Regions from separate parts of the Mus musculus genome. Here regions 2, 3 and 4 are each linked to region 1. Evidence: chromatin loops called from intact Hi-C (ENCODE). Cell type or tissue: heart. All regions are shown on one strand.

What was found. A loop is a pair of places that touch in the nucleus more often than their neighbours do. Peaks named below come from ENCODE experiments on the same cell type or tissue, not always from the same donor. Only the 100,000 strongest peaks of a DNase experiment are listed, where the experiment ranks them.
Region 2: it touches region 1 in a loop (3-fold over the local background); 3 of 42 quality-filtered maps call a loop at or near these places.
Region 3: it touches region 1 in a loop (6-fold over the local background); 4 of 42 quality-filtered maps call a loop at or near these places.
Region 4: it touches region 1 in a loop (13-fold over the local background); 5 of 42 quality-filtered maps call a loop at or near these places.

Annotation. Positions count from the first base shown.
Region 1 is chr10:83,869,757-83,874,756 of GRCm38, reverse strand. No RefSeq gene overlaps it. Among named protein-coding and RNA genes, the nearest start is that of Gm33919, 55 kb to the left of the region's middle. In heart, no CTCF peak of the experiment used is centred here; a DNase peak (open chromatin) is centred at 2,856; H3K27ac peaks cover 708 bases.
Region 2 is chr10:83,817,496-83,822,495 of GRCm38, reverse strand. No RefSeq gene overlaps it. Among named protein-coding and RNA genes, the nearest start is that of 1500009L16Rik, 97 kb to the right of the region's middle. In heart, a CTCF peak has its summit at 2,666 (motif pointing left); a DNase peak (open chromatin) is centred at 2,635; H3K4me3 peaks cover 346 bases; H3K27ac peaks cover 271 bases.
Region 3 is chr10:83,934,904-83,939,903 of GRCm38, reverse strand. It overlaps Gm34043 (a long non-coding RNA gene), which reads left to right. Exons shown (of 3, transcript XR_380636.3): 3 at 1,687-2,168. Among named protein-coding and RNA genes, the nearest start is that of Gm33980, 3.9 kb to the right of the region's middle. In heart, no CTCF peak of the experiment used is centred here; a DNase peak (open chromatin) is centred at 2,503; H3K27ac peaks cover 375 bases.
Region 4 is chr10:83,998,039-84,003,038 of GRCm38, reverse strand. No RefSeq gene overlaps it. Among named protein-coding and RNA genes, the nearest start is that of Gm40726, 28 kb to the left of the region's middle. In heart, no CTCF peak of the experiment used is centred here; a DNase peak (open chromatin) is centred at 2,428.

The sequences.
Region 1 (5,000 bases):
TCCCACCTATGTGTGATCAAGCACACCCTGTGCAGTTGGGACAACAAACCTTATTAACTGAAGTGTAGACATAGAGCTTTTTCTCTTACACGAACTATAGCCCCAGCATTCCGGGAAGTTATCTGTCCATGAGCAAGTGGGGCTCACAGGTTACAGCCACTTTGGTTTTATAGCTCTCTTACACACAGTAATTAAAACTTCAAACATAACTTTCAGCCTCACAGAATTTCTTGGCACTCTGCTTCAAAATGTTGGAAAACTCGTCTCTGTTTCCCTAGTGCCAGCTGTGATTGGAGCTATGACTGTTGTCATGGACCCCAACATGAGTAGGGCGTACTGGGTGAGTGCTGTGTGCACCCCATTTAGAGGAAGAAAACTCGGAGATAGGTCCTGTGGTGTATTAGTCATTTTTCTCATTGTTATGAACAAATACCTGATGAGGAGCAACTTAAGAGAGGAAGAGTTGATTCAGGCTCATAATCTGAGAATCCAGTCCACTGTGGTGAGGGATATGGAAGCAGTGTGGCTAAGCCCAGGGTAGAAGGAGCAAGAACTCCTTGATCACATCTCTGAGGAGCTGAATACTAACACGAGCTCTCTTTCTTTTTTTCTTTCTTTCTTTTTCTTTTTTCCTAGAGTCTATCCAAGCTCCCAGCCCGTGGGATGATGCCACCCCCATTCTAGATTTGTCTTTCCCCTTCAATTAATTCTTTCTGAAACTCTTACAGGTATGTCCAGGAGTGTAGCCCCAATCTCCCATATCATGCTCAATCCAGTCAGGTTGACTGTGTGGTGGGAGGTGGTGCACTGGGGACTGGGACATGAGGACACAAGGCAGCTGGTCACAGTAGCTGCAGTCAGGAAACAGTGAGATGTGTGCTGGGTTTCTGGTCAGTTTTTAATTTTGACTTTTTAAATTGTATTTAGCCTGGGGCCACTGTCCACGGGATGATACTTTTCACATCCAGGGTATTTCTCTCCATGTAGGACAAACTCCTCCGGAAACCCCTTCAAGAGACACACGGACAAGTTTATGTCCTACGTGATTCCAAGTCAGGTCAAGTTGATGATGGTCAGTAACCATCACAGAACTCCTGAACCAGCACTACCACAGCCACATAGTCACCAGCATCCCAGAGATCCTGCACCAGCACTACCACAGCCACATAGTCACCAGCATCCCAGAGACCCTGCACCAGCACTACCACAGCCACATAGTCACCAGCATCCCAGAGATCCTGCACCAGCACTACCACAGCCACATAGTCACCAGCATCCCAGAGACCCTGCACTAGCACTACCACAGCTACATAGTCACCAGCATCTCAGAGACCCTGCACTAGCACTACCACAGCTACATAGTCACCAGCATCCCAGAGACCCTGCACTAGCACTACCACAGCCACATAGTCACCAGCATCCCAGAGATCTTGCACCAGCACTACCACAGCCACATAGTCACCAGCATCCCAGAGACCCTGCACTAGCACTGCCACAGCTACATAGTCACCAGCATCACAGAGACCCTGCACTAGCACTGCCACAGCTACATAGTCACCAGCATCACAGAGACCCTGCACTAGCACTGCCACAGCTACGTAGTCACCATCAGCAAGCTAGTTCTTGATACCAACAATTACCGCCAATATTCTCATGGCAAGTCAACACTACCTCTACTCAGCATTTCCAAGATCTACTCATCTTCCTCATTACAAGTCACTGCTGTCATTCCACTCTCTGCCATCACAGAGTAGAAAGTAGACATCTCTACTACTCAAAGCATGAACACCATTGTGACCACCATTCTAATGATTGACACCTTGATTAAAACCCTAACTACTACCAGCAACAGCGCCATCGTTATTTCCATCTTTAAACAAATCGTCACCATCATTGTCACAGCATCACCACATACACAACAGTGTCTACTGCTACTGCAACCATGACCACCATCACATGGCCGCCATCACATGATCGCCATTGCCACTATCACCACTACTGTAATAGAATCCTTAGTACACATGTACTGTCAGTACCATGACTACTACTAGTACTGTATCCACACCCTTCCTCCTCAGCATGCTCCCAAAGCCTGGTGTGTGTGTTTTATAAATCTTAGAATAATGTGTACATTTTGTACTGAGTAGTTACTGCCTCAAAAAAAAAAAAAAAAGGACACAGACTTGTTCGTTTATGCATCTCTTCACACAGCAATGGCGTGAGTCAAGGCATTAATGAACTCTTCAATGAGTACTATAAGGAGAGATCATATATGCTCCCCCCCATTGTGTAATGAAGGATATTTTTACTATGTAGCCCTGTTTTAAAGATGAAGACTCTGGGGTTAAATAACTTACCCAAGGCCACAATTAGTAAGTGGCTGGACTAAAGCACGGAGCCAGTCACTGGACTCCAGGGTCATTGTTACTAATTACCACAGTGTATTTTGTCCCAGCTTTTCCTGATGTTTCTAGCTGTGAGAGAGATCACAGAGGAAAAGTAGATACCTCTGGGGAACCTCAAAATCTCAGGAATGTGGCTTGCCTAGGTCCTGATTGGGCAGCTTGACAACTGAATTGGCTATGTCCTGACAATGCCCTCCTTTAAAAAAAAATCCCCACTTCTCAGGGGACATGTTCAAGCCTAGGTTAAAGGTTGATTGTTCTAGCTTGTTACTAATGAGCTTCCTGTCTTCAAAGAAGAAAACAAAGGCTCTCCAATAAACACAGCTAAACAGCTGATTCCCAAGGTCTGAAATGCCCAGAACTCCTAAGGGAGTTGAGTTCGAGTGTGTGCTCCTCACACGGGCCAGAATAATGGCAGGAAGCTGTCAAGGAGCCTGATGTGTGGGAGGACTGCATTCACACCACAGGGTTGGGCCTCTGATGCTGCCAGAGAAGCACCACCCCTGGACTCCATGTGACCAGCAGTGGACTCCACTAATGCCTTCAAAACATCCCCTCCCAGTTCCAGCACTGCTAGAGCTAGCAGGAGGAATCTGCAAAAGACATCGTGCTCAAGAATTCTGTGTGTGTGTGTGTGTGTGTGTGTGTGTGTGTGTGTGTGTGTGTACCACCTACCTAGTTTTATTCTGAGGCAGGGTACCCACTGGCCTGGAACTTGTCAAATAGACTAGGCTGTCCAGTAAGCTTCAGGGATACATTTGCCTCTGCCTTCCTAGTACTTAGATTACAAGGGTGCCACTGCTCTCAACTTTTCTTTCTTCTCCTCTTTCCTGCCTACTTTCTCCTCCTCCTCTTCCTCCTCCTCCTTCTTCTTTTTCTTCTTCGTCTTCTTTCCCCTTCCCTTCTCTCCCCTTCCCCCTCTCCTCTCCCTCTCCCTTCTCCCTCCTCCTTCTCCTCCTCTTCTTCTGTGGGTTCTAAGGATCAAACTCAGGTCCTCATGTTTACATGGCAAGTACTCTACTGACCGGGACATCTTTCCAGTCCTCCTACTATATGTGTATACACACACACACACACACACACATATGCTTTATTATAAAGACCTTTGCGATTAAAAACAAAACTAAACAACACACATACAAAACAAACAAAAATAAAACCAAAACAGCATCCATCAAGATTGGCCAGACCCAAAGTCTGTACATTGCTGCTTCTTTTAAGTCAAGAAATGTAGCCAAGGTTTCCATCCACACTGACCTTACACAGCTTTGCATTCTGAGGGAGACACGTGGGAAGCTGTGAGCCCACTGTTTCCCCTGCCCTTCTGGGACCCTGTAATATTTTCATTTATGGGCGTTAACTGTATGCTACCTGCCACATTCAGTATTTCTCTTCATTGTATCAGCTGATCTCCTGACAGCCCAACTAACCACGTGTGAGAACAATAATGAAACTGGTGAAGGGAAGAGGAGGAGAGTAATGGAGAGGGGTAGGGAAGAGGGGGAAGGGAAGGAAGAGAGAGGGAAGATGGAGGAGGAAAGGTGGGTTGAAATCAAGAGGTTTGGGCTCTGCTCTAGACTCTGTCCCTGAGACATGATTCAAGTCTCTTCACTCCCATCTCTGGGCCTCTGTTTCTGTGGTTACAAAAGACTGGAGAAACTTTCCATTAAGGTCTCAGCCAGCTCTGGTATGCAGGGAACCCACTGTCTCGTAGGCGAGACAGGACCAGGCTATGTTCTATTCCCTGTGATCTGGGGCCTACCGAGCAGGAGGGTATGCACATAAGCTTGTACACTTGGAAAGGCAGCTGCAGTACGAGGAGGAGGAGAGAGAAAGGGTGGTACAGAGTTGCCAAAGGATGCCACCAATTCTCCTTCCCTTAGAGTAGAGAATTTGGCAACCCTCAGGCTGTTGCTATTTGGCCTCAGACTCCTGCTCTTTCTGCTTCTATCCCCCAAGGGCTACTGTTACAGGTAAGTGCCTCGAGCCCAGCTTTATCAGAATATGTCTTAGATGAAGGAAGTGTACTTAGGAAGATGAGGAGCCAGGTTTGGAAGGCAGCTAGCCAGTCACCCTTCCTCTGTTCTGCACTGCACAGATCGCACCTTGACACACCCGTGGTACACCACCCGTTGCTCGGACTCCAGCTCAACCCTCCTGTTTTTCATCTTCATGTTCCTACAGTCTCCAGCTACTGCCTTCTGGCTACTATCCCTGGGCCCTTGCACAGTGTCATGCAGACAGTGTCATGCCCAGAGTTCTAAGTGACAGAAGGACACCCCTTGGCTCTCAGGTCCTCCTCTGGCTAACACTTTGTCAGCCAAATAGGAGGGGCAACTTTCTCTAAATGGAACACCAGTGCCCCATGCATGTACTAAGAGTTTACTCTTCTGGCTGAAACTCAGGAAGGTGGAACAGTGCAGGATGCTGGAAGTTAAGTGCCTGCTTAGTCAATCACTTATCTCTAAGTACCCAGTGACTTCCAGGATGGGGTGAGATACCTTGAAGAGTTTTAAAATAATGGCTGAGAGGTGACTCTGGAGGAAAGAAAGACTCCTTCCATCTAGGAGGTTTAGGGATGCAGATCAAAGTATG
Region 2 (5,000 bases), 52 kb after region 1:
CAGAGACCTTACCTCAAGTGTGCTACCTGCCCACTGGTGGCCTGAAACATCTGCAGCACCTATCTGTGTGAATCATGTGTGCTCTGTGTCTAAGGACAATTGATAGTGCCAGACTCTAGAGGGCCAGACTCACAAAACCCTCTTTGTTTTGTCAAAGGGAAACCACCATAAATTATCATAATTATTCACCTTTTCCCAACAGAAACATCCAAGGCCAGTGCATGCCTCTGGGATGAGGGAGAGTTGAAGCATCTCTTCCCTGGGTACTCTCTAACAGTTCTTGAGTTCATTCCCCAGTACTAAAAATATAAAAGAAAGAAGTAAAAGAGGGAGAGAGGGAAGGATGGAAGAAATGTGTAGGGAAAGAGAGAAAAAGAGGGAGGGAGAGGAAGGAAAAAGGTAGGAGGGTGCAGGGAGGGAGGGAAGGAGGAGGAGAGAGAGAAAAGAAAAAGAAAGAAAGAAAGAAAGAAAGAAAGAAAGAAAGAAAGAAAGAAAGAAAGAAAGAAAGAAAGAAAGAAAGGAAGGAAGGAAGGAAGAAAGAAAGAGGGGGAAGGGAAGGGAAGGGAAGGGAAGGGAAGGGAAGGAAGAAGGGGAAGGGAAGGAGGAAGGGGGAAGGGGAAAGGGGAAGGGAGGAGGGAAGGGGAAAGGAAAGGAAAGGAAAGGAAAGGAAAGGAAAGGAAAGGAAAGGAAAGGAAAGGAAAGGAAAGGAAAGGAAAGGAAAGGAAAGGAAAGGAAAGGAAAGAGGGAGGGAGGGCATTCAACTTGGGGTAGGGGCACAAGATGTTGTTATGCAGTCTGGCTGGGCTGCCTTCAAACTTGCTTTGTGGAACAACCAGACTGGCTGAAACTCAAAGCAGTCCACCTGCCTCAGTGCCTGAGTCAATGCTGAGATAGCAGGTTGGGTGTCAGTGCATCTGGTATAAATTCTATTTTTGAAGGTTCTTTTTTTTAAATTTTATACAAATTTTGCATCCTTCTCACAACAATCATATTTCTACATAAAGAAGTCTTTGGATATGTATCGGTTCAAGTACTCATCTCATCTCAACAAAGCCATCATCCACTGATGAAAGTTGTCGTCTGGCTTCTCGCATCCCAGGCATCTTGTGGCCTCTCCCACATTCAGCTCACCAAATCCCGGCCCAGACAATGACACATAACAACGGATTAGTGCTCAGCGACTGCCCAGCACCTGTTCTGAGTGTTCTACAAATATGAATTCAGCCTAGCAGCAACGTGGAGAGGTGAACTGAGAGTGATCTCATCGGTGCTGGGAGAACTGAGTCACCAGAGGTTATGAACTTGCCCAAAGTCACATACACTTAGGAATAGAGTTGGAAACTGTATGCTTCTCTAGTTCCTCCGTCCCCGGCACAGACCCTGAGCTGTCTGCCACTCAGTCAACAGAGTGCTTGTCTAGTTAGTGTGAACCAAGTCCAAGGTTCCACCCCCAGCACCCAATAAACTAAGCATACCTGTGATGCTAGCACTCAGGGAGGTGGAGGCAGGAGGATTAGGAATTCAAGGTCATCCTCGGCTACACTGCAAGTTAGAGGGGCCAACCAGGAACCCCTGAGACTTTGAAGAGGGGAGGGAAGATAAGTAGGCGCAGACTCTGGAGGAACTTGGACAAGTTGCATCTGTCGAAATTCTACATGCTCACCTCTGTAGCTCAGAAACGGTTGGATATCCACGCTAGTGAACCATTTGCCGCCACAGACAGCAAGCTACACAGAGGGCACTTCCACCATGTTTTCTCAACAACAACAACAACAACAAAAAATATCAGAGTCCACCCATCCATCAGCCCTAAAATTCTTTCACGCTGGCACATCTGTGCAGGGCATTGCCAGTTAACCATGACAAAGAAGGTCTGTTTTCATCTGTGGTGTGAGAAATTCTTTAAATCCAGAGAGAAGCAGAAAGGGGCTAAAGAATAAGATTGGGGGTTCCAACGGTTGTGTTGAAAACAGCGTAAAACAAAATAGTATGTGGCAAACTGTAGGGACTTTGTTTAGTGATGGTTAATGATATGCCTACGGGGTCCAGGAGGTAGAGTCCCAATCATACTCAAGAGTAGTGATGGGTGCTTTAAAGGTTCTGGGAAAAGCCAGAGAACCTAGGGAAGTGTCCTTCAGGAAAGCAGGGCAAATCAAAAGGGGCACTAGGACATTTGGCATGAGATGAAGAGTAATGGCCGCCTGTCTCTGGCTGGTCCTGTGCTCTGACCTTTTGAGTAAAAGGTTGTCAGCATCCAACTCTGACATGACCCAAGCGGTTTAAAGTCTTCTATCTAGTGAGGGACTGTACTGGCATCCGGCCCCACATGTCCTGCAAGCCCAAAGCTTTTCCCTTCTCAGTTTCTCTCAGGACACTTGGTCTCTAGTTGCAACCTGTGCTGTGTTCGGGGATTCACCAAGGCATGTCCAAAGCAGCAGCGCGGTAGTCCCGCTCCTAGAGGGAAGCCTTCCTTGTTTTCTCGTGCTCACTGTAAAGTGCGCATGGGTCTTTTGATTGAAATTTTCTGCTCTTTCTCTTGAAATTGCTTAATTGCGCCCACCCACCGGTAAGGTTCTTTATATCGGTGATGCTGCTGATCCTCTCTGTATCACTGTGCGGTACTTTTGAACGCCAGGTTTCCTTACATTTCTGTGAGGATGCTGCCCCCTGCAGCCCACTTTGAGCATAATAGCCATTGTGATGGATTATCTCATCTCGTTCCCACAACCCACGAAGTGAAAAACTGTTAGTATCCTCCTTTTTTGTTTTTTCAGAGGATAAATCTGACTTCCAGCAAAGTTAGGTAACTTGTCTTGGCAGAAACAGGCCACCTCTCTCCAGAATCCCCCGTACCAACACTGTTGTCCTGTGACAGGTATCCTCCATATTTAATCTGCCAGCTAACCGAAATTACTGGGGAAGGGGAAGCGAATTGACTCATTTTTGGCTGTGCGGCCCTCTCTGGGTCCATCCACAGTTCCAACAATAGCCCCGCGGTGTTAATGCAGATGCAGAGATATCCCTGGGAGAGCTTTGTGGGAAGGTGTGGTTGACTGACAACCAGCTGCCACACCCTCAGAATCTCTGCAGCACCTAAACTTAAGCCTTGCCCTCCTGGGGCTACTCAGCCAGCAACTGGGCACAAGCTTTCTAGACCCAAAGGGAGGTTTTGTTTTGTTTTGTTTTGTTTTGTTTTGTTTTGTTTTGTTTTGTTTTGTAGGTTCCAAGATGTATGGATTGCAGTGGCGCCTATCAGCATATCAAAGCACACGCTGACCTCAGGACTCCTTCACTTCATGTGCAAGCAACCTGCCCTCCTCCCTTCCTCCCCTACCTAACTCCCTCCAGCCCCTGGGATTTCCTCCTGCTCTCTCAAAGCTACCTAGCAGCTTCCTGCCTTCCTTCTCTCCCTGGGCAAATGTCAGGTCCACACTGTGATCTGAGGGTATGCCACAAACCAGGCTGTATCTTTGGGCTCACTGGTCAGCCAGTCTAGCCTGTTCCAAGCTAGTGAAGACACTGTGCCTCACAAAGATATTTTTTTCCTTTAAATGCAAACCGCTTGGAGAACAAAACTCAGTGTTGTCCCCTGCATCACACACACACACACACACACACACACACACACACACACACACACACACCCTACCATTGAAATGTAAGTGCCACTGTAGAGAGAAGACTTTTATGAGGTGACTAGGGCCTGGGGACCTGGCCCTCAGGAATACAGTAATACCTCCAGCAGAGAAGTGGATTGGTAATCACAGGAATAGGTTCAGATCAAAAGCTAAGTCATCCCTGTCCCCAAGCTCCTGTCTCTGTCCCTCTCCCCCACATCCTCACGCCATCTGAAACCTCTGCCTTGTCCAAGCACCGTGTGCTTGGCTTTCCCAGAGTTCTGAGCCAAAGAGACCTGCTCTTTATAAATTGTCCAGCCTCTGGTTGTCTGTTATAGCAGCACAAAACAAAGATACTGGATTTGCATCTCTCTAAAAGGACCCCCACGGAGTTTAACAAGGAGAATCTATAATTCTTTCTCTCTCTCATTATTTCGTACTTGTATGTGTGTGAGAGAGTGTGTGTGCATGCACATCTGCCACTGTGCACGAATCAAGATCAGAGGAGAGTTTTCAGGAGTCTGTTCCCCTTTCCTACCTTGGTAAGGCAGGCTCTCTCTTGTTTCTGCCAGGCCAGCCCGTGAGCTTCTGGTTCTCTTGTCTCAGCTCAGGGCAGCTCAACACAACATCCTTTTCCACCAAGATGACTAGGACCAACGACCGGTCACTGGGATGGTGACGAGTCTCTGGCATTGATGCTCCAATATAGGGAGTCTGGGGAAGGCAGTTTCTCACGCCAAGCCCTCATGGAACATTTTTCACACCTCTCTGCAAAGGCCTACACACCCCCCACTGCACACACACATTCAAGTGTAATCCCTGCCCCTTTCCTTGGGCTTTGTGCTTCCTGGAGCAAGCTCTACACTAAGGAGATCCTTGCACACAGGGTGCATAAATAAACTGCAGACAAAAAAAATGAATGATAATGGCTTGAATGACTTCCAGGGACTCATTGAAATTCCATTCCCTGATGCACAATTCCTGTGCCTGTGTATCTAAGAGGAACCCAGCACCACCACACGGACAGTAGAAAGACCCCTTGCAGATTCACACTGTGGCCAGGGCCAAGGGTTTGGAGAGGCAGAACTCAGAGCATCTAATTGGCTCTCTCACAGGGCTGAAAGGAGGCTTAAGTGGAGGTAAGTTCGCTATCCGTCAGTCATCCTGTGCACCACTAAACCTTAAAACCTTGCTGAGCTCATTAGCTCATTAACTATTTGGAAGATACATTCTCCCCGCAAAGGCCAACCAGAGAGGAGACTATGTTTAGCCTCATGGGGTACTAAAAAGTAAAATAAAGGCAACAAACAGCCATAGATCACAAGAGATTGTGTCCTCAATTTTGCAAAAGTCCTTGGTGAATTCTAACTTCCTGGTTTTACC
Region 3 (5,000 bases), 65 kb before region 1:
AACACAGAGGTTTTTCTATTTTGCTTATTAGTGCTAATATCCATCCTATGTACTTGAAATGAGGTCAGAGGCATATTTTTATTCTTTCTTTTCATGAATGTGTGTAAATATGATGACATACTCAGGTGAACAGAAACACTTAAAAGAGCCACAGGGTCAGAGATAACCACTTTTGCTTGGCTAGGTCTTATTTCCATGGTAGCTACTGAAATGGGAGTGATTCACACATACTTCAATGGCAGTGAGGAGGCTCCTGCAGAGAGGGAGGTTCTGAGCTCCCAAGTGACCAAATGCATAGCTACCAAGGACGGAGGAAGACTATGGGAGCAAAGGTTGAAAGTCGGAGGACCTGAGGCAGGAGGTGTGCCATGTCTCCTCAAATGAGTGAGAGGACTATAGAAGGTTTGCAGCCATTACTGTGACACATAGAAGCGTGAGCCAGAGTATAGGGACTCCTGGGAGACCTACTTCATTCTCTCTGAATTCACAGGGCTGACATATTGCTTTGCTCTGTCATTTTGGTGCTTTTGTTGTTGTTGTTTTCCCAACAGTATGTAGTCATTGTGTCACACACACACAGACACACATACACACACGTGCATGCACACACATGCACACACACATTTATCCAAGATATTGGTAAGACAGACAAGTAAGATGAAACTCAGACAGGCAGAGGAATTATGAAAATGCTATGCTTAAGTACATACATTAGCATAAGTTACTTATTGGGAAAGAATTTGCAGTAGTTACAGGTGAGAGAGCCCACATCAAATGGAGGCTAAACAAGATAAAAAAAAATGTGTGTCATAAAAAAATTTGGAGGTAGACAGTTGTCTTAGGGTTTTACTGCTGTGAACAGACACCATGACCAAGGCAAATCTTATAAAGACAACATTTAATTGGGGCCGACTTATAGGCTCAGAGGTTCAGTCCATTATCATCAAGGCAGGTACATAGCAGCATCCAGGCAGGCATAGTGCAGGAGGAGCCTCTGCTAGCCTCTAAGAGAAGACTGACTTCCAGGCACCTGGGGTGAGGGTCTTAAAGCCCACACCCACAGTGACACACCTACTGCAACAAGGCCACGCCTACTCCAATAGGACCACATCTTCTAATAGTGCCACTCCCTGGGCCAAGCATATGCAAACCATCATAAAGGTAAAAGATTGGTTTGTCATCAAGGGTCTGAATTTCTTTCATCTTTTCCCCTGTGTCTTGTAAATAGTCGCAGCCTCAGAATCGATGTTGCTGTAATGCCACCCAGAACCTCCAAAATTCTAGATACAAGAAGGAGAAACTACAAACACTCTGTGATTGCAGTCTAGGGCTGCAGGATTCACTAAACAACCTCCTGTTACATCTTGGGCCAACCCTCCAAGCAAGCTAGTGAGTTAGCTTTTAACTAAACCCACTGATTCCCAGAGCAAAACCTGATGTTGGTAAGACCAAGGAAAGAACCAACATTGGATAGACAAATGGCAATATGTAACCCTGAAGAGAAATTTGTGAGATTCAGACACCAACTGTTAAGTCCAAGAATACAAAGGTTATAAAAGGAACTGTACGAAGAAGTTATTCGTGGATGTGTGGTTTCCTCTGTATCATTTTCCATGTCTTAGTCAATTTTCGATAAGGGGCAATATAATCAAATGGTTTTTTTTGTTTTTTGTTTTTTGTTTTTAGAAAAATTGATTCCCTTCTCAAGTGCGTACATCAGTGAACAAGACAAGAGGACGCCCCACACAGGAAGTGCGCCTGGAATTCAGCCCTTAGCAAGGAGAACCTGATTGAGAGAGATGTGTGAACCTTGACATGCATGCTAATGAGACACTGGTCAGATCTTGAACTTGCCTCCAGTCCACCTCCACTCTCCTCTGCCCTACCTCAGCCTCACACTTCCCATTTGTAAATCCTGGTATTAGCAAGTGGGAGATGCTAGAATTTCAACCCAGCTGAGTTTCTGTTTCCCCTCAACAACTGTGATAGTGCCCAGCATAGGAGTGGATTGGTCTGCTTTGGGCACCTCATCCAACCGCACACAGACTTTGACTGCAGCCCCAAAGACTCTGTTATGATCTCTCCTTTACCATCTCCTGTTTGTTTTATAACTGTGCTCACCATCAGCCCCATGTGGCTATTTCAATTGAAATTAAACAAAAACATTTTCAGCTTTTCAGTTATATGTTTGAGTTGGAGGCCGGAGGTTCTCAGTGTCCAAATTGGTTGGCAGGATCATTACTGTTCCCATTACTGAAGCACATGCTAAGCACTGGAGGGTGGCAATCACACACAACTCACCTGTGTGAGCCACGAGGCCCGCACTGAATGCGTGGGAAATGAACGCACCATCTAGTGCCTCCGATCTGACAGGCTGATGCTGGGTGGGAAAGGCGTCTGGCTGGAGATAACTTTTCAGCCAAGTCCCCAAGGTAATTACATGAATGGGTGGGTCAGGAAGAGCAGAGCACTCAGAGGAGGAACTGACGATGACCAGTGGGAAAGGCTCAGGGAATTGGAACCCGCCTGCTACTGTTCCCGGGCTCCTTTCCCGCTGCCAGCTAAAAGTCATGCGAGGCTGTGCTTTCTTATCAGGCTTCCTCCAGCGTGCACACAGCCTGCCTTGGGAGGGTAAAGTCTGGTTTTGACTAATTGGACTCTTGGCAGGTTGACAGTCAGGCAATTTTTAATTTTTTGATTTTTTTTTTTTTGCTTGTTTGCTTCATTGGTAAGTTTTGATTAGAGGTGAAACTAGAGGGTACCCCAGAGAATCACAAAGAGTTGTCCCAGAGATTTCCAGCCACAGTCAGCATGTGTACAGAACGCCAGTGAAAATGGATGTGTCTTCCTGGCCCTGGGGCACTGGAAGATCTCTGAATTCCTCATATAAGCTGTTCAACCCCCAGGGCAAAAGATTCGCAGCCAGGCCCTGCTGATTTGCTCCATAACTAGACCTGAGAGTCATCTTTTTTTTTCCCCTATTCACTCATAGGTTGAAACCAAGCCCAACCATCCACTAGTTATGTGAGATCTCTGAGTTTTCTTTTCTCTACCACAGGGGTAAACAGAGTCGGAAGCATGAGACAATCTACTGGAGGCAGAGTCCCACGGTAGCCAACTGCATGTGTCTGCTTGGCTAGGTCACAGGGTGACCAGAGATGTGGTGCAGCATCACTTTGGCTGTGTGTTATGGAGACCCTGGAGCAGTTCATGTCTGACGTAGGGAGAAAAGCAAGCCACACTTTCCAATGACAGTGGACTCAAGCTCTAACGGATCAAAAACCCAGGAAAGCTCTCTCTCTCTCTCTCTCTCTCTCTCTCTCTCTCTCTCTCTCTCTCTCTCTCTCTCTCTCTCTCTCTCTCTCCCCCCCCCCTCTTTCTCTTCACCCCCCCCCCAGCTAGAACAGCCTTCTTCTGCCTCCAGACATGAAATCCAGCTAGAATCTATTCAACTGGCTTTCCTGTTCCTCTGGCTCTCAGCCTCAGACCGAAATAGTGCTTCTGGCTCACCTGGGTCTCGACCTTATCCATGTCAATCACAGGACACAGCCTCTATAGTCGCCAGGAGTCAGTCTCTGTACTCAGCCTCCATCGGTTCTGTCTCTCTAAGGGACTCTGACGGACACATTGCCTAGTCCAGTGTCTCATCTGAAAGGCACTGTGTAATGGTTTGTTACACACATTAATAATAATAATAATAATAATAAATGTTTTCATTTTCCATATTACAAACATTTCTAAAGTTAGTCATTCTAAGGCTTGAAGGAGTAATTATGCTATGTCTCAGACTCTGGGACAAATGGCTGAGGAGCCTATTTAACAAATCAAGTAGACCTGACCACCAGATTTTCCCAGCATCCTTCAGTCCCTTCCTGTTTACATCCTGTCCTTCCCCCAGAGGCTCTTCCCTGTAGAATCCAAACACTTTAGTTACCTGCTCATTTTGTACCTCTGCCCTCTTGGCTGCTGTACCTGGTTCCCCTCTCTTCCTACCTCCCTTCCCTATCTCCGCCCCCACCCTCACCATGCCCCCTGTCCTTCTATCTCCTCCCATGGCTCAGGGTCATGTCTGAACTCTCCCAGATGGCCCGGCCTCTAGCTATGCTTTCCCACATGTCTATAACAAACTTTCTCCTCCACTATACCTAGGAGAACTCATTCTTTCCTTGTCCTTTCTGCCTCATTCACATATTAGCTGCCATTTATCAAGTTCCTACTTAACACTGATTTTTTTTTTTTGTTGGTTTGGTTTGGTTTGGTTTGGTTTGGTTTGGTTTGGTTTGGTTTGGTTTGGTTTGGTTTGGCTTGGCTTGGTTTGGCTTTGGTTTTCAGGGTTGTCAAAAACAGGGTTTTTCTGTGTAGCCATGACTGTTCTACAACTCAATATGTAGACGAGCTGACCTTGAACTCATAGAGATCCCCCTGCCTCTGCCTCCCAAGTGTTAGAACTAAAGAATGCCACCACTTCACAGCTAACAATAATCTTCATAACAGTTTAGAAGTGCCCCCTCATTACCTGCTATTTACCTCGCTTCTTCCCTGATCACTCAATGCCAGGAGGACTAGTGTGGTAGCCCCTTGTCTATTCCATCCATGCCTGGCCTCCCATATGGCAACAAATGCATCTTCTTAAATATCCAATCAGAGTCCATCTCCACCATGCCCCATACCTGCCAGGGGCTGCCCGTCGGACAGGCGGAAAGAGCTAGATCGAAGTCCATCACCAGTCACAGTTCTTCAGATGTGTACTCCATCCATTCAAGTGTGTGCTGTAATCATCCCTTCTGTGGAAACTGAGATTCACTTCACCGAGAGTAAAGAACTTATCACAGGCTGCCCAGCAGGCTGGTGGCCCCACTGAATATGAGGACATTGATCACATAGGTACTCAGCCCATTTGCAGGCTGGAGGCTTGGGAAGGTCCACGCTGTTCTCTCATCGTCTGGTCCCTTGGAGGTACCTTTCAGAGAGGAGAGTTCATGACATCCTTTGGTGTAGGG
Region 4 (5,000 bases), 130 kb before region 1:
GCAGATCAGGGCTGGAGAGATGGTTCCATAGATACATACACTTGGTGTACAGCAAGGGAACCTGAGGTCAAGCTCTAAGCACCCATGTGAAAATCCAGGCATGACTATGCAAGTGCCAGTCACCTCAGAGCTGTGGAAGGCAGAGATAAAAGGATAGCTGGGGCTTGCAACCCAATAGCCTAGCAAGCAAATAAAGGACCCAGTAAGAGACCCTGTCTCAAGGGAATAAGGCAGAGAGTGGTATACTAGAGTACCATTCTCCTCCAGCCTTCGCTTGTGCACACACACACACACACACATGCACACACACACATGTGCACACACACATGTGCACACACACATGTGCACACATGCAGATTTATTTATCTTCTCCACCTCCTTTTCTAGTAGTGGTCATTATCTACCATGTGACAGTCATTATATATAAAGATTTTACATATTTCTTACCAAAAGGGTTGAGCCATACTCATTAATTATTGTTTACTCAAAAAGGGAAATGATGAGTTACACATCTATGGTCAAGACTAATACTTATCAATTCATTAATACTCATTATGTACTGCGTGTGTCCTGGGCTCTTTCATTTTTCCCAGCTCAACATACCACACAAACATTATTCCCTGCTATACCCGCAGGGAAACAAGAAGGCAAGCAGCCGGCCCCAGAATCTGTAACTTAGGACTGCTTGAAGCAGTGCTGGAATGCAGGAATCTCACCTTGAAAGGTGTGTTCCCCTGAGTCTCCCGTGCAGGAACATTTAACAGAACCACAGAAGCCTCGCATCCCCTGCCCTAGTGAATCCCTCTGACTCCATGAGTAACTGAGCTTGCTCTGATGTGACTGCTGATGGAGGCGTTGGTCTGAACTGAGAAACGTAAAACCACATGAGAAGGCCAGACAGTGGGGGAAGCTCCCCGGGGTCTTCCTCAGCTCCAGGGAAGCGCGCTGCGTGAGGTTCTAAGGCTCCGGCTGCATCCATCCATCTCCCCAGAAGTATGAGGACTTGGTGAGGCCCTTTCTGAGCTGTACTCAGACAGACTCCACACTCAATCTGGGCCCCTAGCTCCAGCGCTTCTTCTTGACCCCACATTTTTCTCACTAAAGCATGCACCGGGCTCTGGAGTTCAGCCCTGCTCAGGGACTATCTAGTTTAACCTGTGAGCAGTTCTAAAGCATAGAACACCAAGACCCAGGAAGGTCAGGCTAACAGTCCAAAGCCAGTAAATAGAGAAACTGAGATTTGAAGCCCGGCTTGTCATCAGAGCCCAACATTTAAGCCCTTTCATTAAGTTCCTTATCCCAAGTGTACAGATTATCCCAGAGGAAGAATTTCACCCACGGACCTTCCTTGGTTCAGGTGTTCATTAAGATCTTAGTGTGAGTCCTGTTGTATGTTATGCCCTGGCACGGAGGGTCAGGGACCACCTGCTCTATTCAGAACAATGTCTGTGACCAAGCCCTTGTCACTAGGCTTGAGACGTTCACTACAACCATGGAAAGCCTTCAAGGCCATCTGGCCCAGTGAAAAAGGGCATAGGATTTAAACTCAGTCATTGGGAATGAAGGACAAGAGCCTCATTTCTTGAGCTCCTACAGTTTAGGGTAAACAGGCTGTCTCTGCTCAACCCCACACACAGCTAACTCCTCCACGTGCCCCCCTTGTCTCTCTGTGACTCAGTTTCTCTAACTGTACAAAGCAGGTACTGACGAAACGTGCTTCTCTTGCCTGGGGAAGGCACGTTTGCAAATTCCTTGGGACAGGGATGCCCTGGAGAAACTTTTGTTCTTTCAGCCCCAGCCCCTGTGTGGCCCCTAGGATGTAGAGCTTACCTCATATTGATAAAATATGAGCATTAACTACAGTCTTTTTCCTTAGCTGTAAAAAGCACAGCTATTTCTATCTCCCCCTCCAGTGACTAATTCTAGAGGATAGCTTCAATAAACAGAAAAAGGCTCCAAGGCCATGAACAGTATTCCATAGCTTTAATGACCCTATTATGTATTTGAATCTCCACTTACATGCCCATTAAATGGGTAGCCTCCTGAGACCTCCTTGGTATTGTATTGTGGGGTAAGAATACTGTGTAAGCAATGAATGCTGCACAACTGTAATTTAACACCACTCCCCCCCCCCCACCCGCTTCATCATATTTCCCGGTCTCTGCTTCATCACCACTAACCCCATCATCTCTGCCCTTAAAGTGCCAAGGAAGCCACCCTCCTATTTCCCTGTGCGTCCTGGCTTCTCCTCTTTGCCCTTCTCAGCTGTCCCAGGATCCCTCACAGTCCCCTGCACATCACATATCCTCTGTGACTCAGGACAGTCCATGTTCCTCCTCCTCACCACCCCACCCCCTGCCCGCCCCAAGGCACCTGGCAGGAAACTCTTCCCTTCCCTTCTCGCCCTATTCCCTTAGGTGACATGCAGTGCACAGGGGTATTATTTCTCTTGGCATAGGTATCCAGCTGTCAAAGAGACAGATAGGTCTTGGCTGCAAGGCGGGAAGGGAGGTAAGGAAATGAGACCCGAATGGAAAAGGGCCCCTGGCCAGGAACTTGAAGAGGTGAGGAGGAGGGTGTGAATAGAAGCAGCAAGGGAATCAAGAACAGTGCAAAAAAAAAAAAAAAAAAAAGCAACCACGGATCTTTATTTGAGGATCCAGACTCTCCTCTTCTTACCCAAGGGAGCAAGTCCAAGCCACATACACAAAAACAGGAGGTCGGGGGTGGCTCTAAGGTGAAAGGTTGTCAGGCCTGGAGTCTCACGTCTTATTAATTTTCATTTGTATTTTTCACCTTCAAAACAGAAGATGGGGCTGGGCAGTGGTGGTGCACGCCTTTAATCCCAGCACTTGGGAGGCAGAGGCAGGTGGATTTTCTGAGTTTGAGGCCAGCCTGGTCTACAGAGTGAGGTCCAAGACAGCCAGGGCTACACAGAGAAACCCTGTCTGGAAAAAAAAAAGCCAAAACCCAAAACAAAAAACAAAAACAAAACCCAGAAGATGGGATTATGATAAAGGTTATGTTGCTGAATACCTCTAGCTGCTAAAACAGCCCTAGTGAGCTACTAGGAAGCCCCACACAGTATTGGCTAATTTCCCTGCTTTATCATTTATCGTAGCACTACATCAAAAGCACCAAGCAGGAGCTTGAGAGACAGTTCAGTCAGTGTATGCAAGCATGAAGACCTGAGTTCAGATCACAGTGTGAATGAATAATAGCCGGATCTGGCCGTGGCGTTTGTAACACTAGTGCAGGAAAGCAGAGATGACTGAATTCCTAGCACACACTGACCAGCTGGGCCAACCAATCTGTGAGCACCAGAGGAAGCAAGACCCTGTCTCAAAAGATAAGATGGGGAGATTGAGGAAGACACCCGATGTTGACCTCTGTTATCCAGGTACACACCCACCCACATGCACAGGAATGCGCCCACATATGCCTGTGTGTGCACACACACATTACAGAGGATGCAGAGTATAGATTTGGAAGCTAGACAGATTTCATCTCAAATTCTACCTTGGCTGCTTGCTGGCTCTGAGAATTTGGTTTAGAAACCACTTCTTTCAGCTCCCAAACCATAGCCACAGTGCAACTTCTCTGAGTGATATCTACAAGGTATTTCCTCTTTTTCTCTGTGTTTCTGAGCTGAAATAAAAGTAAAGGAGAGATGATGTTACCTTCTGGGATACTTCTGCCTCTTATGCAGAATTTGGGTGAATCAGAAGGCTTCTAGGGCACTAGCCACCACTCCCAAGATGGGGGGATGAGGAAAGAAAGGGCCAGAGTGTCTGAGAGATGGCGGACAAGGGCAGTGGCCATAGAGTTGTCCCTGACTTGTGGACAGGACACTGGCTGTGGAGTTGGAATGTCTTCGTCACATGGATCTGCTGTTTTCCAGCTGTATGACTTTGGGGCAGTTGCTTCTGTTCCACAGCACTTGCATTTGGGGGAGAATCAAATGAAGATGTCTGAGCCTGGAAAGTTAGTCAGAATCCTTCTGTTTGCCCTGGACAGAAATAAACTGGAAATCAGGTTAAACAAAAGTAGGGACAATCTCAGACCAAGAAGCATCTACATTGGGCTCAGTTTCCAAGTCACAGGCTCCCACCCTTGCCCCCTCCTCACAGGATCCCACTCTTGCCCTTCCTCTCTAACTCCCTTCTCCCTACCACCCATGATCTCCCCCTTTTTTTCATCACAGCCTCAACCGTTACCCACAAAGTTTATTCTACTTCATTTCACCTAAGTCCTGTTTGCTTTTCCAAAAACGCATGGTTTCATTCCACCCCCACCCCTCCCTCCCCATAAGCTGTGTCCATGGAAAGTCAAACTCCGGAAATAGAAGCTTCATCAATCCTTTGGTCAGGACTTTGACAGACTTGCTTAGAGTTTTCGAATCCTCACCCTTATCTGATCACTTCCCGTGTTTACTCTTCCAGCCAGTTGGCCTACTACTGTTTGTGCAGATTGAGTTCAAATTTACTTTCCTGTGAGCGACAGTTAAACATCAGCTTCTTAGGAAGCTTCTGGAAGGGCAACCAGATCTAGGTTAAGAGATATGACATCCTACTTGTGGCATTCTGGAAGGTGACCTCAGTGCTCTCATTCAACCTTTATCCACTCCCACCTAAACAGATCTACATGTAAACAAACCCTCTGTTTCTAGCTACCTGCCTCCCCCATCCCCCAAACCAATATGCACCCCCCCATACAACGGGAAACTGGGCCAGCCTACATGTCTTGACTCAGGTATGACCCCAGGAAATAGGTCCCTTTTCTCTATCCCCATGATAATTTAGCAAAACATAATATTCTGGTTAATTTAACTTTCCATTTGACACAGCCTAATGTCATCTCAGAGGAGACCCTCAGCTGAAAAAAAATTGCCTAGATTAGATTGTCCTCTGGGCATGTTCACGGGGATGTCATAATTGTTAATTGGTGTAAGAGGGCACAGCCCACTGTAGGCAGTCCCATTCCCTAGGAAGGTGGCCTTG